2 separate regions of the Homo sapiens genome follow, and region 2 is linked to region 1. Evidence: read pairs that join two places in POLR2A ChIA-PET (ENCODE). Cell type or tissue: Caco-2. All regions are shown on one strand. Each heading gives the region's core, and the rest is flanking DNA. Links, peaks and the distances in the headings are about the cores only.

Region 1 (4,079 bases), core at 880-3,379:
TACTGAGTCACCACCAAATTTTTTTTTCTTTTAGTTTCTTGCTCTCTGCAACCCTGGAAAAACATTTCCTACTTGGATAAACTATGCAGCCATAAAAAATGATGGGTTCATGTCCTTTGTAGGGACATGGATGAAATTGGAAATCATCATTCTCAGTAAACTATCGCAAGAACAAAAAACTAAACAGCGCGTATTCTCACTCATAGGTGGGAATTGAACAATGAGAACACATGGACACAGGAAGGGGAACATCACACTCTGGGGACTGTTGTGGGGTGTGGGGAGGGGGGAGGGATAGCTTTAGGAGATATACCTAATGCTAAATGACGAGTTAATGGGTGCAGCACACCAGCATGGCACATGTATACATATGTAACTAACCTGCACATTGTGCACATGTACCCTAAAACTTAAAGTATAATAATAATAAACTAAAAATTAAAAAAAAAAAAGTGTTCTGACCCAGGGCAACACTGTGTTACTTGACTCCTGAGTTAGCCTTGCTTTTCTGAGGCTATTCCAGACTTTTCTGCCTCTGTGCAACTAGTTTTTATCGTGTTTTTTGAACAGAGGTACCACCTACATAGCTTAAAACAATCTTAGGAAAATCTGAAATAATAAGAATGCTCCAAGAGTAGGTGGGTATTCTAAAGGCTCATCATATAAACATTTGGGTGTCTTCAATCTTTAGAAAAATGTTTAATTACATGATAAGTATTTGAATCCCTTCTCTTTTAAAAAATTCTAGAAGGCTGGGCATGGTGGCTCACGCCTGTAATCCTAGCACTTTGGGAGGCCGAGGTGGGTGGATCGCTTGAGCTCAGGAGTTTGAGACCAGCCTGGGCAACATGGTGAAACCCCTGTCTCTACAAAAAAAAATACAAAAAAATTAGCCAGGCGTGGTGGTGCACACCTGTAGTCCCAATTACTTGGGGGCTGAGGCAGGAGGATCACTTGAACCTGGGAGGTCGAGGCTGCAGTGAGCCAAGATTGTGCCACTCTACTCTGGGTGACAAAGTGAGACCCTGTCTCAAAAAAAAAAAAAATCTAGAATATTCTAGATAATACTGAAGTTCACTTTGACCATCACTTTTAATTCCTGTTCCTTCCTCTCTGCCTTCTAGAAGTAACTGCCTTTCTTTTTGTGTACAGCCTTTCAGATATGTATAAATATGTAAGTGCACATGGAAAATATAGTAACATTTTATGTGTCTCTAATAAACGGTAATAACATACAGTACATAGTACATAATGCAATCAGAAAACTTTTTTTCACTCCAGTGTATTTTTTGATGTGTCCCTGTTAATACATGGAGATCTGGTGCATTTCCTTCCATTGAAATTTCATTTCCCATTGTATGAATAGACCACATTTCATTTTTCAAGTCTGCTTTGAAGTGATAGCTAAATTATTCCCAATCTTTTGCTATTTACTAACAATTCTGTAATGAACATCTTCGATATGTCCCCTTGCTCATGTGTATGAGATTTTCTGTAGGATAGATAATGAAAAGTGGAATTACTGAGTATGTTGCCTGTTATTTTTAAATTGTTAATCCAAGAAATATATGCCTATAGTTTAATATTCATAGTTCTACAAAGGAATATATATGGAAAACAGCAGTCCTCAGTGACTGCCCACCACCCTTTTTTCCTGCCCAGGGGCAACAACTCTTGCTGCTGCCTTTAAAAATGTAACCTCCAAATTATTTTTATTTTATTTTATTTTTTTGGTACGGAGTTTCACTCTTGTTGCCCAGGCTGGAGTGCAGTGGCACAATCTCGGCTCACCACAACCTCCTCCTCCTGGGTTCAAGCAATTCTGCCTCAGCCTCCCGAATAGCTGGGATTACAGGCATGCGCCACCACACCCGGCTAATTTTTGTACTTTTAGTGGAGACGGGGTTTCTCCATGTTGGTCAGGCTGGTCTCGAACTCCTGACCTCAAATGATCTACCCGCCTCGGCCTCCCAAAGCACTGGATTACAGGTGTGAGCCACTGCACCCAGCCTCACTCCCAAATTTCTAAGTAACATCCTTAGGTGCTACTTCTTGATTCTTTTTTTCCCCCCATTGTAGGCATGATCTCTGGCTTCCCAAAATATACTAATTGAGCTCTCTTTTCTCACCCTTGACCCCAACACACACATGCAAACTTTCTCTTCATGTCTTCCCAGTATCAGTCAATCATAACTTGAGCTTTACCAATATGCGGTATTTGCCTTCTTACAACTATATAAATACTCTTCACAGAGAAGTCATTTGGTATGCAATAATTACTTTTCCTTCTCTGTGTGCTGGCCTGGGAGGTGACAACTTTCAGAATAAATCCTTTCAGCAAACAAGTCTGGGTGGCAGCTCCTTCTTGCTTCTTGTCCAGTACATGGAGGGTTGGTAATCAGTGATTAGGTGCACGAATTGCTCCGTCAAAGAGGAGTGTGTGATTGTGCAGAGGTGAAATGCTTTGGATATGAGTAATGCAAAACCTTTTCCCAGGTCACACACGATTCCCTCCTAGGCCCTGAGAAGTTTGTTTTCCTCATTTGCTCTTCATTTTTCACTGAGTACCCTGCCCCATCGACTTCCAGCCAGGACCAAGAGTGCTAAGCTTTGGCTCTCGGGGCCTTGATGAAGTGTTTTGCCTAATGGCTGTGTTCCTGGGCCTGATTCTTCACAGTTGTGTGTGTGAAGCTGAGATCACCAGCTGCATTTTTTTCTTTCTTTTTTTTTAAGGGTCAAAAAGGGTTTATGTCCTTAATTATTTATTTTTATAATAGAAATAATATAGCCTCCAGTGAAAAATTTAAACAGGAAAAGGACTGTATGGAGCAAGGGGACAAGGCCCCTGTCGCTCCTCTCCCAACTCAGCCCCTTTGAGTCCTCAGAAGCAGTGTTGTTCCAGAACCAGATTACCTATGTTCTAATCTCAGCATTTGTTAGCTTGTATGGCCTTGAACAAGTTGCCTAACCTTTGTATGCCTCCATTTTCTCATCTATAAAATGGGTGTTTTAGTCCATTTAGTGTTGCTATAATAGAGTACCTGAGGCTGGATAATTTATAAAGAAAAGGGGTTTATTTGACTTATGATTCTGGGGATCGGCAAGTTCAAGATTGGGTAGCTGTACCTGGTGAGGGCCTCAAGCTGCTTCCATTCATGGTGGAAAGTGGAAGGGGAGTCAACGTGTGCAAAGATCACATGGGGAGAGAGGAAGTCAACTCTTTTAACAACTCACACTCTTGGAAACTAATCTATTCCTGAGAGACTGAGAATTCACTGACTCTCATGGGAAGGCATTAATCTATTCATGACCCAAACACCTCCTACTAGGCCTTACCTCCCAACACTGCCACATTGGAGATCAAATTTCAACACGAGTTGTGACAGGAACAAACCAAATCCAAACCATAGCAATGGAAAAATAATAGTGTTCACCTCACAGAGTTTGGTGGGGATTAAATGAGTTAATACTTATAAAGTGGCACAGAGAAAGCACTTCATAGATATTAGCCAGGAATATTAGCCAGGAATATTATTAACAGTGTGTTTTATATCCTCCTAGACTAGTGGTTCTTAACCTTGACTGCATATTGAAATCTAGACTAGTGGTTCTTAACCTTGACTGCATATTGAAATCACCTGGGGAGCTTTAAACTTCTTGGTGCCTGGACCCTGCTGTCAGCAATTCTGATTTTATTGGTCTGGAGAGCAGCCTGGGCATCAGGATTTTTAAAGGCTTCTCAGAGCATCACAATATGTATCCAGGGGTGGAAACCATTGTGCTGCATATTTTCCATGTGTATCGGTTAGGATAGGTAAGGGCATGCTGCAGTAACAAACATCCCCAAAATCTCATCTACTTCTCATTTATGATACATGTCCATTGTGGTCAGCTGTATCTCTGATCCACATCATCTTTATTCTGGAACCCAAGCCAACAGAATATGTGTGGGCATTGGTGAACATAGCTGCCTTCCAGGCTAACAGAATAAATATCCAGAATACTTGCAGCCTTGTGAAGTGAGAAAAGAGAGTGCATGGGGAAGTGTGCACTGGCTCCTAAAAACTTCTGATCAAAAG
Region 2 (4,079 bases), core at 740-3,239, 1.9 Mb after region 1:
GAGGACCATTAGGATGAGGTAGGAGGCCATTGTAGTTGTCCAGGTTTGGACCAAGGTGGGAGCAGTGGCAGTGATGGATTAGATTCTGTGCACATTTGGAAAGGGAATCTTACACCATGTGCTGATGAATTGGCCATGGAGCATAAAGGAAGAGATGTCAAGGATGACTTTTGGACCTAATTCCTCTTGTCTGCTATTCCCCTAAAAAGTGTACTTCAGATCAGCCTGGATCTTTTTTTTTTTTTTTTGAGACGGAGTTTTGCTCTTTTTGCCGAGGCTGGAGTGTAATGGTATGATCTCAGCTTACTGCAACCTTTGCCTCTTTGGTTCAAACAATTCTCCTGCCTCAGCCTCCCAAGTAGCTGGGATTACAGGCATGCACCACCATGCCCAGCTAATTTTGTATTTTTGGTAGAGATGGGGTTTCACCATGCTGGTCAGGCTGGTCTCAAACCCCTGACCTCAAGTGATCCACCTGCCTTGGCCTCCCAAAGTGCTGGGATTACAGGCGTGAGCCGCCACACCTGGTGTTGCTTTTTTTTTTTTTTTTTTTTTTTTAAGAAAATGGGAGCTCCCAAGCTGGATGCCAGAGCAGGCTGTTAGGGTAGTGAATAAAAGGGTACCAGAAAAGTTTCCTTGACATGTCTCTCTTTCTCCTAGTGTCTGTATGTCTGCTTTATTGCTCATTTTAAGAGAACCAAAATTAAACCCAGAGTCTGGCATCACCCTTTACTTTAGCAAATACACAAAAGTATTTTCCTACCTTTAGGAACACCATTGAGAGTGCCTGAGGAGACTGAGTCCTCACATGGCCAAGCCACGTGTGCAAGCCTAATTGCACGGAAGCCCTCAACTCCTAACTCCAGGCCTTCCCTGCCTATCCTATTCCCATTTGAAAAGGGGCAGAGTGAGTTTAGAATCACATGTTGCCAGGCACTCTCAGATACTGTTGGTGGAACTGTAACTTAACTGTAACATTTCTAAAAGCATTTTGGTGATAAGTGTCAAGAATCCTGATATTTTTATGCCCCTTTGACTCAGTAATTCCACACTTCTGTAATTCTCCAAAGCAGTTAATGTGAAATATAGTAAAGCGTTATATGTCACAGAAAATAGTTTTCTAGAAAAAAACAAACTATCTAAATAAACAAGTGTTAAAGTAAATGTTGGTACCGGTACAACATGGGATATTGTTTTGCTGTTAAAAATGTTCACAATGTTTGGCCGGGTGTGGTGGCTCACACCTGTAATCCCAGCACTTTGGGAGGTCGAGGCAGGCGGATCACCTGAAGTCAGGAATTCGAGACCAGCCTGGCCAACATGCTGAAACCCCGTCTCTACTAAAAATACAAAAATTAGCCGGGTGTGGTGGTGTATGCCTGTAGTCCCAGCTACTCAGGAGGCTGAGGTAGGAGAATCACTTGAACCTGGGAGGTGGAGGTTGCAGTGAGCCAAGATCGCACCACTGCACTCCAGCCTGAATGACGAGAGAAACTCCATCTCAAAAAAAAAAAAGTTCACAATGTTTATAATGTGGGAAATGACTAATACTTTAGAGAAATGGACAGGTTATAGAATTGGACAGACAATATAATAGAGATAGTGAAACGTGTATCTCTCCATATGAAATACCATATATCATGTAAAGGTTTTTTTTTTTTTTTTTTTTTGAGATGTCTTGCCCTGTCGCCCAGGCTGGAGTACAGTGGTGCAATCTCGGCTCACTACAATCTCTGCCTCCCAGGTTCAAACTATTTTCCTCCCTCAGCCTCCCAAGTACCTGGAATCACAGGCGTGCATCACTATGTCCAGCTAATTTTTGTATTTTTAGTAGAGACGGGGTTTCACCGTGTTGGCCAGGCTGGTCTTGAACTCCTGACCTCAAGTGATCCACCTGCTTCGGCCTCCCGAAGTGCTGGGATTACAGGTGTGAACCACCATGCACAGGTAAATTTTTTTTTATCATACTTTTTCTGTATTTTCCAAAACTTTTACTATCATCATATCTTTCTTTTAACAATCAGGCAAAAAAACATTATAATAAATATAGTTTTGTCAACAAGTTGCTTTATTCTCCATGGGGAGACAACCATGAATTCATTTTTATTATATATTGGAAGTTACTTATGTTGTGTAGTCAGTCCTTTGTTATCTGCAGGTGACATGTTTACTTTGTGAACTTTCAGCTAATTTTTAACTGTTTTGACTTTCTCCTTGCCTTCTCTAAATGGCCTTTCCTGTTATTGGTTAGTGTGAGCCTGGAAGACAAACATGAATGTCATTCTAAGCCAGATAAAATTTGAAAGTCATGAGCCTGGGAGGCAGAGGTTGCAATGAGTCGAGGTCGCTCTACTGCATTCCAGCCTGGGCAACAGAGCAAGACCTTGTTTCAAAAAAAAAAAAAAAATTGAAAGTCAAACCTGTAGTCCCAAGGCCACTGTACTGACTTTTAAAGATAGTACTATCGAAGCAGTAGGCTTATATAGCTTTCCTTCTTGCTATTTGTGAGATAATAAGGTTCCTCCATAATTGTATGTCTTAACAGGTTGAGAGACAATTGCAGCTGTTCCAGAAAATCAGCCATTTTCTCTGTCTTCAGGTTTTACTTTATAATAATTTAGGTAAACATTGCACCTTAAACTATATATGTATACTCCAATCCACATATATGTGTTTATCACATAGGTATATCCCTACCCAAAAATCTTAAGAAGATACACACAAGAATTTAGTAATGATTATCTCTAGGTGGCAGAATTATATTATTTGAAATGTTTTTGGCCAGAAAAACTGACCAGCAGTGACTTAAACCACAAGGCTATTTATTGTTTTCGTAACAAGAAAGAAGTCAGAGGCAAGCATTCAACTTTGGTTCCATGGCCTGGATAGGGACCATTTATTTGAGACCCAGGCTTTTTCCTTTTGTTCTTCCATTCAGAGGGTCAGCTTCTCAACCTTGAGTTTATTGTTTCGTGATTGCAGGATGGTGGTTGTAGCTCTATGCAGCATGCTAGGTTTGGAATGGAAGTGAGAGGAAACGGGGCAGAGCCCAAATGTGGATTGCTGTGTGCTATAAGAAATGTTTAAGTGCTGCTTCTAAGGGATGAGCTATGTTCATTTCTCTTCCCATTCTCCAAAGTACAGACGATATGGCCGTCCCATTCTTTCCTCAGGTCTCCCACCATCCGGGACATGGCGATCCGCTGCATTGCCCAGATGGTGAACTCCCAGGCGGCCAACATCCGCTCAGGTTGGAAGAACATCTTTGCCGTGTTCCACCAGGCAGCCTCTGATCATGATGGGAACATTGTGGAGCTGGCCTTCCAGACCACTTGCCACATTGTCAGTAAGTGGCTCTGTTCCCTCCCTACTAATGTCCCACCTGCAAGTCTAGAAGAGTGTCACTTGCTGTCTATTTTACTACCTACAGGGGCTTCCCTACCTTGGCTCTACTGTGATATAGTAATGTGCCAGGCCGTGTTGTAAGCGCTTGATGAGTATTAATCTTGATCTTAACTCTGTTTTGACTTTCTCCTTGCCTTCTCTAAATGGCCTTTCCTGTTATCAGTCAGTTGGGGTCCAGCAGATAAACGTGAATGTTATTTCAAGCCAGATGAAATTTGAAAGTCAAATCAATCCCAAGGCCACTCTAATGACTATGAAAGAATTACAGTCAATCCTCATTATTGGTGGATTCCGTGTGTATACTCACTAAAATGTATATACATTAATAACTCCACAACCAGTACTCATGGTGCTTTTGTGGTCATTTGCCAACATGTGCATGCACAGAAGAGCAAAAACTTGAGTCACCCAAGGCGCACGTTCCCAGTTGTGGTGGAAGAAGGTGGCACCCTGCCTTCTTGTTTGAGCTGTCATGACATAAACAAGTGTGCTTAATGTGGCCTATCGAGTGCCATGTTTTTTTACATTTTCGTGCTTTTTGTTGGTGATTTCACTGTTTAAAATGCCCCCCCAAGCATAGTGCTGAATGCTGGGTAGTATTCTACGTGCAGAAAGGCTGTGATGTGTCTTATGGAAAAAATATGTGTGTTAGATGAGCTTCCTTCAGGCATGAG

What was found. Peaks named below come from ENCODE experiments on the same cell type or tissue, not always from the same donor. Only the 100,000 strongest peaks of a DNase experiment are listed, where the experiment ranks them.
Region 2: POLR2A ChIA-PET joins it to region 1 with 10 read pairs; 2 of 35 experiments call an interaction of 5 or more read pairs at or near these places.

The regions. Positions count from the first base shown.
Region 1 is chr20:47,137,718-47,141,796 of GRCh38, forward strand. All of the region lies in intron 9 of EYA2 (EYA transcriptional coactivator and phosphatase 2), which reads left to right. Among named protein-coding and RNA genes, the nearest start is that of MIR3616, 27 kb to the right of the region's middle. In Caco-2, for the core only: no CTCF peak of the experiment used is centred there; a DNase peak (open chromatin) is centred at 2,384.
Region 2 is chr20:49,007,059-49,011,137 of GRCh38, forward strand. ARFGEF2 (ARF guanine nucleotide exchange factor 2) reads left to right here. Exons shown (of 39, transcript NM_006420.3): 27 at 3,174-3,346. Among named protein-coding and RNA genes, the nearest start is that of CSE1L-DT, 37 kb to the right of the region's middle. In Caco-2, for the core only: no CTCF peak of the experiment used is centred there; no DNase peak of the experiment used is centred there.